Regions from separate parts of the Homo sapiens genome. Here regions 1, 2 and 3 are each linked to region 4. A link is a contact called in ENCODE Hi-C or POLR2A ChIA-PET data. All regions are on one chromosome and are shown on one strand. Each heading gives the region's core, a stretch centred on a gene start or an enhancer-like site at or near the end of the contact. The rest is flanking DNA. Distances are from core to core; before and after follow the strand shown. Region 1 holds the start of P4HB (prolyl 4-hydroxylase subunit beta). Region 2 holds the start of PCYT2 (phosphate cytidylyltransferase 2, ethanolamine). Region 3 holds the start of MCRIP1 (MAPK regulated corepressor interacting protein 1). Region 4 holds the start of FAAP100 (FA core complex associated protein 100).

What was found. Hi-C counts contacts between places; a loop is a spot of excess contacts on that map. ChIA-PET counts read pairs that join two places held with the same protein, here RNA polymerase II (POLR2A). Pooled maps may share reads with other maps.
Region 1: a loop to region 4 is called in a map of naive thymus-derived CD4-positive, alpha-beta T cell, with 18 times the contacts of the local background. The contact joins the promoter of P4HB here to the promoter of FAAP100 in region 4. A Hi-C loop is called at or near these places in 1 of 168 maps with a recorded cell type or tissue (naive thymus-derived CD4-positive, alpha-beta T cell), 4 of 37 single-sample maps with no recorded cell type and 11 of 50 pooled maps. POLR2A ChIA-PET finds 5 or more read pairs at or near these places in 6 of 52 experiments (A549, B cell, H1 and 3 more).
Region 2: a loop to region 4 is called in a pooled map, with 7 times the contacts of the local background. The contact joins the promoter of PCYT2 here to the promoter of FAAP100 in region 4. A Hi-C loop is called at or near these places in 3 of 37 single-sample maps with no recorded cell type and 8 of 50 pooled maps. POLR2A ChIA-PET finds 5 or more read pairs at or near these places in 3 of 52 experiments (GM10248, WTC11 and activated CD4-positive, alpha-beta T cell).
Region 3: a loop to region 4 is called in a map of CD4-positive, alpha-beta memory T cell, with 12 times the contacts of the local background. The contact joins the promoter of MCRIP1 here to the promoter of FAAP100 in region 4. A Hi-C loop is called at or near these places in 1 of 168 maps with a recorded cell type or tissue (CD4-positive, alpha-beta memory T cell), 7 of 37 single-sample maps with no recorded cell type and 10 of 50 pooled maps. POLR2A ChIA-PET finds 5 or more read pairs at or near these places in 2 of 52 experiments (GM10248 and Panc1).

What each region holds. Positions count from the first base shown.
Region 1 is chr17:81,859,216-81,861,915 of GRCh38, reverse strand. P4HB (prolyl 4-hydroxylase subunit beta) reads left to right here and starts at 1,381. Exons shown (of 11, transcript NM_000918.4): 1 at 1,381-1,589; 2 at 2,529-2,700. The coding sequence starts at 1,445. It overlaps LOC124904086 (a long non-coding RNA gene), which reads right to left and starts at 806. Exons shown (of 2, transcript XR_007065950.1): 1 at 777-806. RefSeq lists silencers at 1,261-1,480, 1,691-1,790.
Region 2 is chr17:81,910,022-81,912,721 of GRCh38, reverse strand. PCYT2 (phosphate cytidylyltransferase 2, ethanolamine) reads left to right here and starts at 1,323. Exons shown (of 13, transcript NM_002861.5): 1 at 1,323-1,455. The coding sequence starts at 1,367. It overlaps SIRT7 (sirtuin 7), which reads left to right. Exons shown (of 10, transcript NM_016538.3): 10 at 108-783. The coding sequence ends at 306. RefSeq lists silencers at 970-1,139, 1,170-1,459, 1,620-1,759.
Region 3 is chr17:81,832,038-81,834,737 of GRCh38, reverse strand. MCRIP1 (MAPK regulated corepressor interacting protein 1) reads left to right here and starts at 1,447. Exons shown (of 5, transcript NM_207368.5): 1 at 1,447-1,500. PPP1R27 (protein phosphatase 1 regulatory subunit 27) reads left to right here. Exons shown (of 3, transcript NM_001007533.4): 2 at 85-235; 3 at 886-1,246. The coding sequence ends at 1,009. RefSeq lists enhancers at 1-416, 930-1,443, 2,470-2,700 and silencers at 1,039-1,158, 1,269-1,828.
Region 4 is chr17:81,550,911-81,553,610 of GRCh38, reverse strand. It overlaps FAAP100 (FA core complex associated protein 100), which reads left to right and starts at 1,258. Exons shown (of 9, transcript NM_025161.6): 1 at 1,258-1,445; 2 at 1,559-1,683; 3 at 2,408-2,700. The coding sequence starts at 1,281. It overlaps LOC124904085 (a long non-coding RNA gene), which reads right to left and starts at 1,252. Exons shown (of 2, transcript XR_007065947.1): 1 at 1,105-1,252; 2 at 1-569. RefSeq lists enhancers at 1-202, 732-851 and silencers at 252-321, 332-411, 992-1,151, 1,292-1,531, 1,592-1,691.

The sequences.
Region 1 (2,700 bases), core at 132-2,631, 310 kb before region 4:
GCGCGCGCCACCAGGCCCTGTTAATTTTTGTATTTTTAGTAGAGACGGGAGGTGAGGGGGTTTCACCATGTTGATCAGGCTGGTCTCGAACTCCTGACCTCGTGATCCGCCCGCCTCGGCCTTCCAAAGTGCTGGGATTACAGGCGTGAGCCACCGCACTCGGCCCCGCACACTCAGTCTTAGAAGTTTGATGTGCATTGCGCACTCACAGCCCGTCTCAGGTGGACTGGCCATATTTCAAGTGCTCAGGAGCCTCGGTGGCGGGTCGAGTCGGGAGGCAAACCCAGCTGCTGCCTTCGGAGTGAAGCAGCGCCCAGGGTATTTCCACAGCTGTGTAACAGCTGCGAGGTCTCCTGAGCCGACCAGAGCATCTGAGAAGCACCAGAGAAGGGGCAGCGTCACAGGATTTGGCAACCCGTGGGAAAGGAAGGAAGAGATCGCACAGGGCAAAGGGCCGCTCCCTGAAGGCCTTAGCGGGGAGTACCTTTCCTGCGGCCGCTCCACGCATGAGCAGCGTCTTCCTGGGGCCTGGGAGCCGGCAGGTCCCCGGGGCCCAGGTCCCGCCCCTCCCGCCCGTCTCTCCAGCCCCATTCTCCTAACCACCCGCCCTGTGCTCGTATCCCCTCCGAGGCTTCCTCGCACTGTGCGCACGATTCCCATGCCCAGGCCCTGCCGCCATGCCTCGGTGAGTGTCTCGCGTGACCTCGCGGAGCGCGTCGGACCGGGCCGGCTATCCCACACCGAGCCCACCGCCGACCCTAGGCGGCCAACCCCACCTTCCACGGCCGCCGCCGCACGCTTGACACGCGCGCCGGAAATTGCGTCACCCCAACTTCCGGTCCGGGGGCCGGGGGGCGTGCCAGTTGGGTACGCGGTCCAGTCAGAATGCAACACGAGGGGTTTCGGAAGCGCAGCCGCAGCTCCGCCCCTAAACTGGGAACTCCTCCCCACTGCCACGTTCGACGAAGGAACGCGCAGAGTGCGCGCATCCCTTGGCCAATCAGGAGGCGCAGAGTCCGTGCTACCGAAAGGGGCAGCCATTCCAGACCCGTGGAAGGTGCAGGCGAAAGCCACCAATTAGAAGCCAAGGCAGAAAAAGTTCTTGTCGGGAGCCAATGAGAGGCTAAGAAAGACAGCGAGCGCGAGGTCCTCGGCCAATCCCGAACGAAGGCCAGGGAGCACTCAGGAGCGTTTCCGAATCCGGGGCCAGGCCTGGTGTGAGTGTCCAATCCGAGAGCGGCAAAGACGAGCCTCGAAGTCCGCCGGCCAATCGAAGGCGGGCCCCAGCGGCGCGTGCGCGCCGCGGCCAGCGCGCGCGGGCGGGGGGGCAGGCGCGCCCCGGACCCAGGATTTATAAAGGCGAGGCCGGGACCGGCGCGCGCTCTCGTCGCCCCCGCTGTCCCGGCGGCGCCAACCGAAGCGCCCCGCCTGATCCGTGTCCGACATGCTGCGCCGCGCTCTGCTGTGCCTGGCCGTGGCCGCCCTGGTGCGCGCCGACGCCCCCGAGGAGGAGGACCACGTCCTGGTGCTGCGGAAAAGCAACTTCGCGGAGGCGCTGGCGGCCCACAAGTACCTGCTGGTGGAGTTCTGTGAGCGCCGGGCCTGGCGGGCGGGCGGGGCTCGGGGCCGCTGAGCCAGGCTCTTGGGACGCAGGCACGGCCCGGCAGCCCCCGGGGTCGGGACCCCCGGCGCGCCCGGAACTGAAGGGCTCCCTTGCTGCCCGCCTTGGGGGCCATGTCAGGGGCTCCCTGGGGGTGAGAGCCGGGCTGGGAGCCGGGGGGCCGTCCCGATGCCCGCCCTGCGCACGGCAGGATCTTCCTGTTAGTGCGAGAAGAACAGGATCGACCTGTGTGAGCAAACAGAGCAAGCCAGTGTCCAGCCTTGCCGAGTCCTCCCCGGGGGCCGACCCGGAAGGCGCCCCGCTCCTGCCCACCCCACCTTCAGCTTGCCACAGCAGTCCTTCCGATGGTGTCTCAGAGGAGAATCCCAAGCCTTCCTCACGTCCATAAGGATTTGAGCTCTGTCCCTGGGGTGGGAACCTTGTGCCTGACACAGCTGCTAACTCTATTGACAGATCGTCTTATTCTCACCCTAAGCAACTCAGGGTCTGTGTGCACGGATGTGCATCTCATACTCACAGCTAGTGCTGGTACAGGCCGCCACGGTCACTTCTTCACTTTTGTCTGTAGTCTTAAAGGGAAAGTCTAGGGGAGATCCTTGCCTTAGTTGCCTGTGGGGAATAAGAAGTCAGCAACCATTGAAAGGTTTGTCTGGCTGTGCTGATGGTGACATAGCAGAGTGGGGGCTGGTGTTGGTTGGTGGTAGTTTGTCGTTCACGGCCTCTGTCCTGATATTGCCCAAGAACACCAGGCTATCAGCTCAGCCTTGTGCGTTAGGAGGGGTTATCTTGGTGAGTAGATAAGGTTTTTATGAAGGGAAATGCCAGAGGAAAAAGGGAAGCACTGCTGAGGGATCAAGGCTGCTTTAGGGATCAAGGCTGCTTTCTAGCATCTCATTTCCGCTTCCAGATGCCCCTTGGTGTGGCCACTGCAAGGCTCTGGCCCCTGAGTATGCCAAAGCCGCTGGGAAGCTGAAGGCAGAAGGTTCCGAGATCAGGTTGGCCAAGGTGGACGCCACGGAGGAGTCTGACCTGGCCCAGCAGTACGGCGTGCGCGGCTATCCCACCATCAAGTTCTTCAG
Region 2 (2,700 bases), core at 74-2,573, 360 kb before region 4:
GGAAGGGGATGGGAAGGCAGGGACCGCAGACAGCTTTCCCGAGCTGGGGCAGGTGTGACTGCGAGAGGCTCCCAGGCCCGCCTGATGCCGCTTTCCCTTTTTGGCAGGTGGCAGGATCCCATTTTCTCACTGGCGACTCCCCTGCGTGCTGGTGAAGAAGGCAGCCACAGTCGGAAGTCGCTGTGCAGAAGCAGAGAGGAGGCCCCGCCTGGGGACCGGGGTGCACCGCTTAGCTCGGCCCCCATCCTAGGGGGCTGGTTTGGCAGGGGCTGCACAAAACGCACAAAAAGGAAGAAAGTGACGTAATCACGTGCTCGATGAAGAACAGTTGGCACTTTGCAGATGGCCAGTGTCACGGTGAAGGCTGGGTTGCCCCCACGGGTCTAGGGAGAACGAACTCTTTGGGGATGACATTTTCACCGTGACATTTTTAGCCATTTGTCCTTGAGGAAGCCCCTTGCACTGCTGCGGTTGTACCCTGATACGGCCTGGCCATCGAGGACACCTGCCCATCCGGCCTCTGTGTCAAGAGGTGGCAGCCGCACCTTTCTGTGAGAACGGAACTCGGGTTATTTCAGCCCCGGCCTGCAGAGTGGAAGCGCCCAGCGGCCTTTCCTCGCTCACCAGGCCAGTCTCAGGGCCTCACCGTATTTCTACTACTACTTAATGAAAAAGTGTGAACTTTATAGAATCCTCTCTGTACTGGATGTGCGGCAGAGGGGTGGCTCCGAGCCTCGGCTCTATGCAGACCTTTTTATTTCTATTAAACGTTTCTGCACTGGCTTCCGGTGTCCCCGAGTGGTCGGCGCGGGCTCCCCGGGCTCAGGTCTGCCGCCTGGCAGCTCGGTCGTGGCTTAAAACTCCCTTGGTTGGACAGGGGACAACTGTAGATTATTGTGCCAAAAAATAAGAAAAAAAACTCCCCTGGTTGGGACAGCGCCCCGTGGAGGTTCCCGGAGGTGGCGGCGGTGGGACGGTCCCCACGCCGCACTGCCCCGCCAGCCGAGCGCCAGGTGTGGGCGGTGCGGAGAGGCCAGGTGTGGGTCGGGGGGCGGGGCTCGGAAAGCGCGGCACACGCCATTGGCTGTGCGTTTGGAGGGGGCGGGACTCTGTCAGGGGCTCACGCCATTGGCCGTGCGCGGAGGTGCGGTGGGGCGCGGCCTTCGGGGGGTGGGGCTCGGGGCGGAGGGCGGGAGGCGGGGCGGGGGAGGCGGGGGCGGGGCTCGGGCCGAGCGGCGCACGCCATTGGCCGTGCGCAGCGGGTGAGGCCCGCGTGACGGCCGCTGAGCGTGCGCCTGGCGGGGCGGGCGGCGGCGCTCGGAGTCGCCGGGAGCTGCCAGGCTGTCCGCGCCGCCGCTGCGGGGCCATGATCCGGAACGGGCGCGGGGCTGCAGGCGGCGCAGAGCAGCCGGGCCCGGGGGGCAGGCGCGCCGTGAGGGTGTGGTGCGATGGCTGGTGAGCGCGGGGCCGGGGCGGGCCGCGGGGGCGCCGGGGCCGGCTTCCTTCCGGGGCGCCGCGCCAGCCGTTGCCCGGGGACCGGGCCCGCGTTCTGGGTGGCGTCCTCGTCCGGCATGGGCCGGGGCTGGCAGGCTGCGGGGCTCGCCTGCCGGGAGGGTCGGGCTGCAGAGGCTCCGCGCCCTGCCGTGGGCGACCCCGTCTACCTCTGGCGGAGGCCCCGCCCGGTCACGCCGACCTCTCCGGTGCAGCCACCGCGCTGAGATCTGGAGCCACGGCCTCCCTGCTTCTCCGTAACCACCAGCAACCAGCTTGCCCGGCTCCGGTCCAGGGGTTCCCCTGGCCTCCGGGCGAGCGTCCCTGTAGGTGGGCATCGGGTGCGACCTGCCTGTCCGGGACCCGCGGTGAAGCCCGCGGGCTCCCGGGTCCTCCTCCGCGGGGCTAGAATGCGATCGGTCTTCCCTGGCCAGTCAGAGGGCATTGTTTTAAGAAAAGTTTCGGGTTGTCAACAAGTGAAAGGAAGACGACCGTTACTGATAATTTGCTACCTCTGACCCTTTCACGTGCCTGCCGGATGGAATCCAGGAAGCAAGCGCCTCTATCTGATTAGCCCTTCCCAGGAGAGCAAGCAGGGCCTTGTCTTCTGTGTCCGAGTCACCTCTGGGAAAAGGAATGTGGCTTTGTGTCAGTGGACTTTGACCTTGCCCTGACCAGGCCCCAGCCCCATTCCAGACTGTGCTCCCCTGGCCCAGCCTCTGCCCCCTCCTCCCCTCCAGCCTGTCCAGTGGGTACATGGGCCCGCCAGATTTTACCCAGCATGTCTGCCGGGCTCCGCGCACTGTGGCAGGGGTGCTGGGAGGAAGCAGTGGTGTGCAGTGGAGCAACTCTGTGCACTGTGTGGGCTGCCAGGGTCACACCTCTCCCTGGAGAGGCAGGGACAGCTTTGTCCACTTGAGGGGATGGGCCGCTGCTGTAAAGAAGTGGCGAAGAAGCCAGGGCAGCGAGGCCCAGTTGGTGGCAGGGCTGTGTAGCTTTGGGCTTGAGAGTTCACGTGTTAGCAGACCTAGATTTGTGAATGAAAACTCTCGAGCCAGGTGGCAAGGCAGTGGCTGTTCACCCTTAGCGTTAAGCCTGCTGAGCTTGAGGCCGTAAGGGAGGAGAGACAGGATTTTCAGGGCCAGTGATTCCCAGGGTTTTATTTTGTGGTTGGATTTGTTTTGGGTTAGCCCCAGGGACTGTTTGCTT
Region 3 (2,700 bases), core at 198-2,697, 280 kb before region 4:
AGGGCCTGTGGGGTGGTGGGAGAGGCCAGCAAGGAGGACCTGACCTGGGGCTCAGTCTTGACCCCTCCCGTCCTCCCTGCCCAGGCCTGGCCGCCTTGCATGAAGCCGTGCTCTCTGGAAACCTGGAATGCGTGAAGCTGCTGGTCAAATACGGGGCTGACATTCACCAGCGAGATGAGGCGGGCTGGACACCCCTGCACATTGCCTGCAGCGATGGGTACCCTGACATAGCCAGGTGAGGGGGCCCTGGGTCTACACAGGCTTGAACCCGACCCCTCCGGGCCTCAGTGGGTCCCCAGGATGGGAGCCCCAAAATGTAGCCCGGGTGGTGTCGGCAAGAACCCTAGAGGCTGGGGGCGGTGGCTCACGCCTGCGCCTGTAATCCCAGCACTTTGGGAGGCCGAGGTGGGCGGATCACCTGAGGTCAGGAGTTCGTGACAAGAACCCTCTCACTACTAAAAATACAAAATTAGCCACGCGTGGTGGCGCGCGCCTGTAATCCCAGCTACTCAAGGCTGAGGCAGGAGAATCACTTGAACCCGGGAAGTGGAGGTTGCCGTGAGTCGAGATCATGCCATTGCACTCCAGCCTGGGTGATAAGAGCGAAATTCTGTCTCAAAAAACAAAAAAAACAAAAAAAGAACCCTGCAAACCCTAGAGGCTTCTGGAATCCTGTTTCTGCCTTTGTCCTCAATAGAACCAACTTGAAAAGCTGGCCACAGCTTCCAAAGGGTCAGGTTTCTTCCTCCTCACCCTACCCGGACCTTAGGACCCCAAGGTGGGGGACACACAGGTGACCCCAGGACTCTGGCCCTCTGACCCGGGTTGGGGCGAGCACTCTCCTGGCTCCTCCCCGCTTCAGCCAGAGCGACCTTTACACCCCAGGTACCTTATCTCCCTGGGAGCGGACAGGGATGCAACCAACGACGATGGCGACCTGCCCTCCGACCTCATCGACCCGGACTACAAGGAGCTGGTGGAGCTCTTCAAAGGGACCACGATGGACTGAGCCAGCTTTGCCCGCCCGCCCCCGCGCCCAGGGCCGCCTCCCTGGAGAAGCCGCGCGTCGCCCATGGGCCAGCACGTGCCCCACCCGTGGGCCAGGGGCGGCCGGACCCGTCCCTCCACGACCCCGCCACCCCTCCTAGGCCTGGCTTTGTCCCCAGGTGAATTTTTTACTGTGACACTTTTTACTTTTTCAATAAACGTGACTCCCAGGTGAGGGGGCCTGGGTCTACACACGTGGTCCCTGTGGTGGTGTCCTGATTACTGGGCTCTGGCCGCTCCCAGTGGCCGGCGGCGCTCACCGTTCGGGCCAGGGAGGTCCGGAGCTTCCGCCACGAGCCCCAACCCCGCACGGGAATCCCGGCCGCCCCCGCCCTCCGCCAGCCGGGCGGTCACGTGAGAGCGCGCTGCGCCTGCGCCTGTGCAGCCCGCGGTGGCGTCACTTCCGGCGGGGCCTCCCAGCTGGAAGAGGCGGTGGCGGCGGGTCGGGGCGAGGTGAGGCGGGTGCGGCGCCGGGCGGCGGGGACGGGGCGGGGCGGGGCGGGCGCGGCTGGGCCCCGCCCTGGTGTCGCCGCGCGGCCGCGGGTGCCCTGCAGGGCCGGGCGGGGCCGGGCGCGGGGGAGTGGCCGGGCAGCCGGGGTCCGAGGGAGGGGCCCGCGTTCCCCGCCCGGCACCTGCAGGAGGGCGCGGCCCGCGGGGCGCCTGGGAGCGCGCGTGGGGAGGGCGCGGCTCGGACTGAGCGCCTTTCCCGCCCAGGCAGGGGCAGGTGCCGGGGACCCAGCGCCGCCGGACGCTCGCAGCGGGCCAGCCTTCTGCCGCCGTCGGGGCTTTGGGGCTGACAGAGCCCCGCTTTCCCGGTCTCCTGGAGGGACCGTGCCTGAGGATGCCTCCGATTCTCGGAGCGCCGCGGGCCCGGCCGTCCGCATTCTTTTTCTGTCCATTTTTCGGCCTTGCCCTCTTTCCCGTCTCCCCGGGCGGTGATGCTGGGCCTAACGGGGAGAACGGGGCCTCCGCCTGCCTTCTAGGCACTCACTGGGCGGTGGTTGTGACCGCGGGGGCGGGAGCCATACGGGGCACGGGCTGTGCTTCTCTCCCTCCTGCCCCTGGGTAGCCGTCGCAGGAAGGTGGTCTTTCAGCTGGATCCCCAAGGATGAGTAGGATAGTTTTGGGCAGAGAAGACAGCTTGACCAAAGGCCCTGAGGTGTAAACAGGGACCAGTGAGTGGACTTTGGGTGGGATGTGGCGAGAACGTGTAGAGAGGGTGGGAAGTGGGACGTGAAGGAAGAGCCAACAGGGCTGGATTTGGGGCGAGTCAGGGGAGGTTGTGGTTTGAGTGGGATCAGGATGGGGAGGAGGGCGCACACGCTCAGGCTGTTGCTGCCACCACCCAGGGGAGAGGGTGAGGAGGTGGTGCAGCGCTTAGAGGCTTTCCCTGGGCGGTCTTCAAGGGACCACGAGGTGCCAGTGTGGCAGCTGTGACAGCCGTATCCTCGTGCGCCTGCTTGGGCAATAGATCATTTTCTAGCCTCGTTGGCTGAAAAAGACACAGAACACGAAGAGAAAGTGGAGTCTTAGAAACTTTGAATCTCAGAAACTCCGGAGGAGCATGGTGACTAGCGATGGCGTCACTGATTCTAACTCTGGAACCTCACTATTGTCACGTTGCTGGAGTGTTACCTCATGGCCTGTTCTTAG
Region 4 (2,700 bases), core at 9-2,508:
TGGGGAAATTCACAACGATGCGGCATCTGACTTCCTGACTCTGAAGGCCAAATGAGATGCACCTGGCCCTCCTCTCCCCACTCCCCAGCATCAAAGACAGCATTTCCAGCCCAAACACCTTCAGAGCAGCCCTGGCGAGAAGAGAGGAGCAAGGAACTGACTCCAGGTGCCGCACTTGAGTCTGTCTAACCCAACATTCAGAATCAGACATCCCCGTTGCCTTGGGGTCAGTCCCCACCCCAACCTCAAAGGGGGGCGGTCAGGATGTCTGCAAGTGGTGCTTTGTGCTCCAGCAGGTGCACCCGGACTCCACGATGTCTGCCTAACTTCCAAGCCCAGTTTTGCAGCCCTGCCCCTAGATTCTCCCTCGAGGGTGTCTGGCCTTAGCGCTCTTCAGATTGGCTTCTTAAACGGAGGGAGGCGGGCCGGGGGCGGGGTTCCTTGGTCATTTACTTGTGAATGGTGTGCCTGGTTTCCGCTCTCTTCCGGGCATGGAGCAGGTGTCCGTACTGCAGGCCCCTCCACGGGCGTTCTCTGGTCAGTACTTCTCTCCTGGAGGAAGTGGAGAGCTGCCAGGAGGGAGAGGGTGGAGGTATCTTGCCCTGGCTCACAGTCATTTTCTTGTCCTCTGCCCCCAACCCAGAAACCCCATTGGTGTACTCCCTGTCCCCACGTGTTCAGCCACGGAGGGAGGGACGCACTTCCACCTAAGCTGGCTCACTCCGCTGGGCCCTGAACGCGGGGGCGGCCGGGGCGGCTCGCAGAGCACAGGGCAGAGACCCATCCCTAGGACGACAAGAGCCGGCGCTGCCCCACCCCGACCCCGGCTGGAGTGCGCTCCGGCAGGACCCAGCTGCTCTCCGAGAGCCCAGAGAATCGAGGCGTTTACGCAAAAGCCCGAGTAGCTGAGCGCTTGCTCCGGGGAGACGCCCCGCCCAAGAGCAACCTCTGCTCGGCCAGGACCCGCTTCCCCACCCTGGGGAACCCGTGCAGCAGCCGGGGCCATGAAGCCGCCGAGGGCTCCCACCAGCCCGGCCGGGTCAACCTCGACCTGCGGCACGGTGCCGCGGCCCCTAGGAAGGCTCCCCTGCTCCCCGTGGGTACCAGCGACCGCCCCAGCTCCCGGAGTCCCTGCAGCGCGTCCTTTCCGGCCCGCCCCCGGCACCGCCGACCGCTTTACGGCGGAGGTCGCGCCGCACAGCGGGCTGCCGTAAAGCGCTCCGAGGCGGAGCCGCCGCCGCGCGGCCGGGGCTTCTCACTCTGACGGGCCCGCGCGCACGATGGCCGGCGCCGCGCCGCGGGTCCGCTACCTGGCGGGCTTCTGCTGCCCTCTCGGGGGCCTGGCGGCGGGCAAGCCCCGCGTGCTGTGCCATGAGGCAGAGGTCTTCCTGTCCACCGGGAGCGAGCTCGTCTACGTGTACGACCAGGAGGGCGGGCTGCTGACCGTGAGCGCCGGCCCGCGGGGGCGGGAGGGACCGGGCGGGGGCGGCGGTTCGCGTGAAAATGAAGACCGCGGGCCCGCGCGTCGCGTCGGCCTGACCCGCGCCCCGGTCCGCAGGCGGCGTTCCGGTTCCCCGACCAGGTGTGGCACCTGGAGCTGCTGGCGCCGCGCAGGTTGCTGTACGCGCTGTGCGCCCGGAGGGGCCTCTACTGCCTGTCGCTGGACCACCCGGGCAGGAGCAGGTGAGGGCGGGCCCGCGGCCTCCCTCCCGCACACTCCTGCTGCCCCCGGACTGCTTCAGAGCGAGCAGCCCCACCTCATCGCGCTTGGGGACCCGGGCTGCCGCCAGCTCTGAAGCCTCGGCCGCCATCCCTGCCCGATTATCTGGAGCCCCTGCCCCCAGCACTCTTTCTGCAAGTGTCTTGCTCACAGTCCTTAGTAAGTGGGGTTCACATGGTTAAGCCCACGGCGGGGCGCGGGATCCTGTCCTTTGGGCCCTGGTGGCCCGGTGCTGTCTGGTGAGACACGCCCCCGAGGTTGGGTCTTTATTGGAGGGAGGAGACAGCAAAGGCACCGTGACCCCGAGTCAGTGATCAGTGGACACCATCTGGGTTGGAAGGAAGCGAGCTCCGGGCAGCCAGGCCTGTCTTCAGTGCAGAGCCAGCAGCTGCTGACCGCGGCCCAGGCTGTAGAGGGGGCAGCCTGTGCACTTTGCAGCCTGGGCCTCAGCCTGACGGTTCTATGCTGACAGGTGTCGGTTCACGCTGGTTTTGGATGCCTGGTACTTCTTGTCAAGAGTATCCTTCGTGGGGAAGGTGGGAGGCCATGTGGCAGATGGACTGCTGAGCGGCCTTGGGGGTCACTGCGGGAACCCCTGAGCCAGACTACTCCATGCCAGGTTATTGTGAAGAGAACGTGGGAATCCCACCCTGCCCAGGCCTGACCAGTGCGTCCCTGTTCTCAAAGGTCTACGAGCCAGGATGACAGGGACAGCGAGGACGGTGACCAGCCTTCCCCCGTGATCCCTGTGGACCCCGATGCCTGCATCCTTCCCGATGCTGCGCTGTGCGCGTTCACCTTGCTGGACAGTGTGCTGGTCACCCTGGTGCAGGGCCCTGCCCGATGGAAGATGCAGCTGTTTGAGCAGCCCTGTCCTGGGGAGGACCCCCGGCCAGGAGGCCAGATCGGTGAGGTGGAGCTGTCCTCCTACACGCCCCCAGCCGGGGTCCCAGGAAAGCCTGCAGCCCCCCACTTCCTTC